2 separate regions of the Homo sapiens genome follow, and region 2 is linked to region 1. Evidence: chromatin loops called from intact Hi-C (ENCODE). Cell type or tissue: heart right ventricle. All regions are shown on one strand. Each heading gives the region's core, and the rest is flanking DNA. Links, peaks and the distances in the headings are about the cores only. Region 1 has its middle 2.7 kb from the start of ENAH. Region 2 has its middle 9.8 kb from the start of SRP9.

Region 1 (2,911 bases), core at 258-2,757:
AGCATGGGTAAAAGTTTATCTAAGAGAAAGTTGAGGTCTATATACTTGATGTTAACAACAGAGTATATTTCTTTTGATGAATAGTTTTTAATTAGAGAAGTCATTCACTCATTTATTCATTCACCTTTTAAATACCTAGGTGCCTACATGATGGGCCAGCCATTGGGCCTTGGGCCAGCAACCCTTATGAGAGAAGAGTTCAAATGATTTCCACTATTCAGCCAAGCCAACACAATCTCAGCTAATTTTTAGTTTTTAATTTTAATTGTTTAGAGACAGGTTCTGTCTCTCAGGCTGGAGTGCAGTGGCTGGATCATAGCTCACTGCAGCCTCGAATCCCTGGGCTCAAACAATCTTCTTGCCTCAGCCTCCTGAGCAGCTGAGACCACAGGGGCGTGCTACAATACCTGGCTCATATTTTTTTTCTTTGAGACGGAGTCTCGCTCTGTCTCCCAGGCTGGAGTACAGTGGCACAATCTCAGCTCACTGCAACCTCTGCCTCCCAGGCTGGAGTACAGTGGCACAATCTCGGCTCACTGCAACCTCTGCCTCCCGGGTTCAAGTGAATCTCCTGCCTCAGCCTCTGGAGTAGCTGGGATTACAGGCACCTGCCACCACACCTGGCTAATTTTTTGTATTTTTAATATAGATGGGGTTTCACCATGTTGGCCAGGCTGGTCTCAAACTCCTGACCTAGTGATCCGCCTGCCTCAGCCTCCCAAAGTGCTGGGATTACAGGTATGAGCCACCGTACCTGGCTACCTGGCTAATTTTTTAAAAATTTTGTAGAAATGGGGTCTTGCCATGTTGCCCAGGCTGGTCTTGAACTCCTGGGCTCAAGTGATCTGCTGCCTCAGCCTCCCAAAGTGCTGGGTTTACAAACCTGAGCCATCATGCCAGGCCCAGACCTAATTTTTAAGCAGAGTTTATGAGAAGAGAATCAGCTTTAATTTTTATTGCCTTAGTGCACTCTCATCCCATAAGAAGGTAGTTTGATATAGTCGAAGGAACAATGGACCAAGATTTGGAAATCCTGAGTTTAAGTTGTGGGCAAGTTACTTAACCTCTCTGGGTCTCACATTTCTTTTCTGAAAAATGAGTGGGCTGGACCGAAGATTCCTTCCATCTCTAAAATTCTTTTATTCTATATGGTAACACATTCCACAGCATTTCCTTTGTGACCAGAATTAGTCTGTGACTTCCTACCTCAAGTATCGCTTTGCACTCTTTGAATGTTAAACCAAATATGAACAAGAAGCAATAACATTTTGTCACAGCCAACAAATTGCCCTTCCACAGAATGACCTTTGGGGGTCAGGCCACCCATTGCAATATCTAAATCCAAAAGGCAATGAATGCTATGACCAACTTGTGAGCTGGCAGGCTGCCATCCAAAAGGATGGAAATGGTTGTAGGCAGCCAAAATTCTTGGCTGGTACATTTTTAATAAACATAGAAAATAAGAACAGCATTTTCCACTTGGATTGCTTAATTTGGTGCCCATACCATTGGAACATTTGCTGTTAGAATAAAGATGATGTGATATATCACTTATTTAGCGCAGGATGGATTAACTTTCACAAATGAGAAGTAGGTTATGGAGTCATCTGTAAGGAATTTTTATCCTTGTTTCTTGTGTCTGGCAGGAGATAGCTTGAGTCATTACAGCACTCTCTCCACCCCTTTTGGCCCTTTGTAAGAGTTTTCCCTGAAACATAAGCTCTGTCGGATTTACTGTATTGCTATGAATGGACTAAGGCAAATTGGTGTGACTTCTCTGTGGTCGAATATGTTTTATTAATACTTTTCCAAGATGGTTCAATATGTCTTAATTTTTCCAAGAAAAAACTCTCCACAGCACATGTTCAAATACTTGAGGTATGTGTTTCAAACTACAGGGAGAAACTTACGTAAGACAATGACCCTCATAGTTGGTAGCTATGATTTTTAATCATGCCTGTTGCACTAATTGATCCAGTTACTTGAGCTCTATGTTTCCCTGTCTCTACTTGCAATATGGCAACTAGAACATTTGACTGGCAAGTTTGTTTTCTCTCCAGTGGTTGGAGATCCTTGAATAAAATGCCCTCTGTAATGGTAAGCTGTAATTAGATATGTGGGTGGAAATTAGCGTTCTTCAAGTACACCATGTTTAAGGCAGAGGCATCATGCTTTCTACTACCTGAGGCCACCTTGATCCTCTGCCATAGCTCCGGGTCACTGCTTCTATAGGGCTGTTGGTCTAAGGCTGCCGGTTCCAAAAAGAAAATAACTCGGTATTGAGCTCTGAAACCAGGAATTTTATTTATTTATTTATTTATTTATTTATTTATTTATTTTTTAGATGGAGTCTCGCTCTGTCACCTAGGCTGGAGTGCAGTGGTGTGATCTGAGCTCACTACAACCTCCTCTTCCCGGGTTCAAGCGATTCTCTTGACTCAGCTGGGATTACAGGCGTGCACCACCACGCCCGGCTGTTTTTTTATTTTTTATTTTTAGTAGAGACAGGGTTTCGCCATGTTGGCCAGGCTGGTCTGGAACTCCTGACCTCAGATGATTCGCCTGCCTCAGCCTCCCGAAGTGCTGAGATGACAGGCGTGAGCCACCGCACCCGGCTGAAACCAGGAAGCTTTTTTTATGGTTAAAAATGGGCTACACAGTTCAATTATAGACAAATCAGGCATTGACCACGGATCACTATAACCTGTCTTTTCATTTGGAAGTGTACATTATCCCAACCTTCCTAACTATCTTTTGAATGGTACCTGCATCTTAAAACAAAACACCAAAACTTTTGAATGGATTCCTGGAGTCATGGTAGGTCCTCCATTTTGGATGAGATCCTTCAGCAATAGGATCCCTGTAGCAACAACCCTTTTCTATCCTCCTCACCTTTTATACAGAAAGTACA
Region 2 (2,911 bases), core at 264-2,763, 110 kb before region 1:
AGGGGGAAGTTGGGGGTGGGAATATGGCAGAGATGTCTGAGATGACCGTTTGAGAAAGAAGGCACTGGAGTGGGCAGTGAGGACTGGAACATGGTGTGGAAGGTCCTCCCACCTCCCTGTCTCGACTTAATTTTTTTTAGAGGCAACAGGGTTAGGGACTGGCCTAGGAGCTTAGTGTGGCACCTGGGGCTGCAAGAGCCAGCATGCTGATAACCACAGCTTTCTCGCAGTAAGTAAAGGGAGAAAAGGGTTTGAGAACTATCAGAGCTCAGCGCCCTGAGCTGGGAACTGTGGGAGGACAGATGGAGAAGATAAGCCCAGAGAGGGGGGGTGAAATCATAACCAATTAGGTGTCTGTCCTGGATCCTTCTCGACTCAGACCTGAGAGCCACTGTTCCCAGCTCCCCTGGCTTATCACTCCATTATCACTTTCTCTACCCAATTTCTCTGCTTTGCTCTTATTCTCTTCTCACCTCATCCAGCTTTCCAGCCACTGTGAGAGAGAAAAATTGTAAAACATGTAAAGCTTTTGTTTGTAGTGCACAGATGAGGTGCACTGCATCTCTTGTTTGACCAGTTGCAAGGCTGGTGTGTCTGGTTGCTCAATCTCCAGCTATTTTGCTGCCTCTTACGATTGGTGCCCTGTCGTCAGGACGCAGGGCCCGGGAGGGCAGGCACTGGCCTTTGTGACCATAATACCTCTGACAGGACCATGCAGATAGTCCTGCTCAGTGGGTATTTACTGATGACCAAGATGACAACACATGGGGAAGATACCCACCCAAGTTTTAAGAAAATATTCTTTAATTGCTGACGGATAGAATTTCTGTATCCCCAGAGATGATGTCTCAGGGCATACGTGTTGAGATCTGTGGAACTGTCTGTGCGTAGGGGTGAGGGCTGGCTTGGCTTCTGGGCCTCCTCCTGGGTATGGGTCACCAACAGCCTCATGGGCACTACCTTTCTCCTCACATTCCAGTTTGAAACCACCCAGGCCCCTGGAAGCCCCTTTCTCTGCACAAGGCTGGGATCGTGTTTGTGCATGAACTGTTGGGTATTCTATACCCGCTCTGCGCCTCATCACACAATACCTCCCTGTTCTCAAAGCACCAGCCCAAAGTCACTCCAGCTTCTCAAGTTTCATAACTGCCCAGCAAACTGCACCTGGCCCTTCTTCCCCTGGGGCTGCAAGGTTGGAGGCCGAGTGGATGGCCGCCTGGTTTTCCCCACTCCCTGCTCAGACAAGTCCAGGCCCCCCAGGTGACTGGGGTTTTGGAGACTCATTCTTGTGCAAGTCAGAGAATGCTTCTGCGACTCAGGACATCTTTCAGGAGGAAGCTACCTCTTGTTCCGTGCAGGAAGAGGCTAATCAGGTCTCAGGCTCACCTGTGGGCAGAAGTAGGCAAGCTACTTTGGAGTGCAAGGAAGTAGGGATCAGCAGTGGCATGGTGCCCTGAGAGACCCCCAGCCCCGACCTAGAGAATTCCTGACATACCTCCCAGCTACGCTCAGCTGTGAGGCACACACTGAGCTCTAGGCCAGCCCTGACCTTGGAGCTTCCACCACAAGCACAAACAAGGCCTTTAAAAAGCTTCCTAACTTCCTGGGGCGGGGGTGGTTGGGGCCAGTGTGTTGATTGCCGTTGTGTCATTTTCTGGTGTGGTTCCAGGTGGCTGGCGCCACTGCTTCTCCTCCATCCAGATGCTGAGGCCAAGGGGGCTCAAGGGGGCAAGTTGCTTTGAAGCTCCCGGCGCTGACCTCTTGTGCCCCGTCTTGGTGTTGGGAAGCCTCACAGCTGTTCTGGGCCCGCAGAGCCTTCTCCTCGTTGACTTGGGGCTTTTTGGATCAGGATGTTGGTGAAGCAGAGTTTTGGCAAGAGCCTTGGCAGCTGCTGCCAGTAAAGAGGCTGAAGGAAGATAATTAGACCTGGTAATTGGTTGCTTTTTAGCGACTGTGGCTGGGAGAAGACACTGAAAAGCTGTCCTCCAGGACCAAGGCTAAACTGTCCCCATGCTAGGGGGAAATGCTGGACCCCAGCTAGTCCTGCATGTCTCGTCACATCTTACCTGACACATCTATCTGGCTGTGAAATGATTCTTGAATCCCATCCCACCCCCACAAAGCAGTGTGGGTTTACCTCGCCTGTGTTCATGCTCTGTTACACCCAAGCCTGGAACCAGGCATCTGAAAACTTTGAAACCAGAGGTAACCTTTAGATGGAGTTACTTAACTCTAGCTGCTCCAGAAAGATTCTGTGGGGCTTACTGTGAAGGACTTCATTAAAGGCTTTTGTTTTTGGACAGAGCTGACTCATCATTTCCCCAAGATAAGTTTGCTTCTGGGCAGTTTCCAGGCTCCCATCTCTCCAGTTGGCCATTTTGCCAGACCAGATGGCTCATATTAGATCTCAATTTACAACTTGCCACCCCTTGTGGGCATGTGTTCTGGATTCGTCCCAGCCTGAGCAGCTGATTCACTCGGATGTTCTGGGAAGCCCTTACCGTTTGATTCCACTTCACCGTAGATGCCGTCCATGGGTCTGATTTCCAGTTTCTGTGTGAATCCTGCTGACCTAAACCCTGACACAGAAGTGTAGCCCTGGGAGCCTAAAGATGGACCTCGGGCGGGGTCCCCAGCAGCTCTGCATTGGGTCCTTGAGAGGGGCACTGCCTTAGGGAGGGCTGATCACTCAAAGTCTATGAAAGGATGGACTAGATTGGAATCAAGAATCTGCTTTTGTGGCTATGTAATATCTTAGAGAAAAGCAGAAGAAAGAATGGAGGACCAGTTTGAGTTCTGCGATTTTAGGTTTAAACAGGTGGCCTTTCTGCTGGCGTCCCCTCCTGACCAGTTATCCATGCATTTGTTCAGATGCATGAATAGATGGTTATTGAGCATATACTCTGTGCCA

Evidence for each region. Hi-C counts contacts between places; a loop is a spot of excess contacts. Peaks named below come from ENCODE experiments on the same cell type or tissue, not always from the same donor. Only the 100,000 strongest peaks of a DNase experiment are listed, where the experiment ranks them.
Region 2: a loop joins it to region 1, with 4 times the contacts of the local background. A loop is called at or near these places in 80 of 110 quality-filtered maps.

Annotation. Positions count from the first base shown.
Region 1 is chr1:225,654,355-225,657,265 of GRCh38, reverse strand. No RefSeq gene overlaps it. Among named protein-coding and RNA genes, the nearest start is that of ENAH, 2.7 kb to the right of the region's middle. In heart right ventricle, for the core only: a CTCF peak has its summit at 1,307; a DNase peak (open chromatin) is centred at 1,357; H3K4me3 peaks cover 62 bases; H3K27ac peaks cover 2,418 bases.
Region 2 is chr1:225,766,609-225,769,519 of GRCh38, reverse strand. No RefSeq gene overlaps it. Among named protein-coding and RNA genes, the nearest start is that of SRP9, 9.8 kb to the left of the region's middle. RefSeq lists enhancers at 255-424, 1,337-2,832 and a silencer at 1,042-1,213. In heart right ventricle, for the core only: no CTCF peak of the experiment used is centred there; DNase peaks (open chromatin) are centred at 999, 1,709 and 2,429; H3K27ac peaks cover 2,500 bases.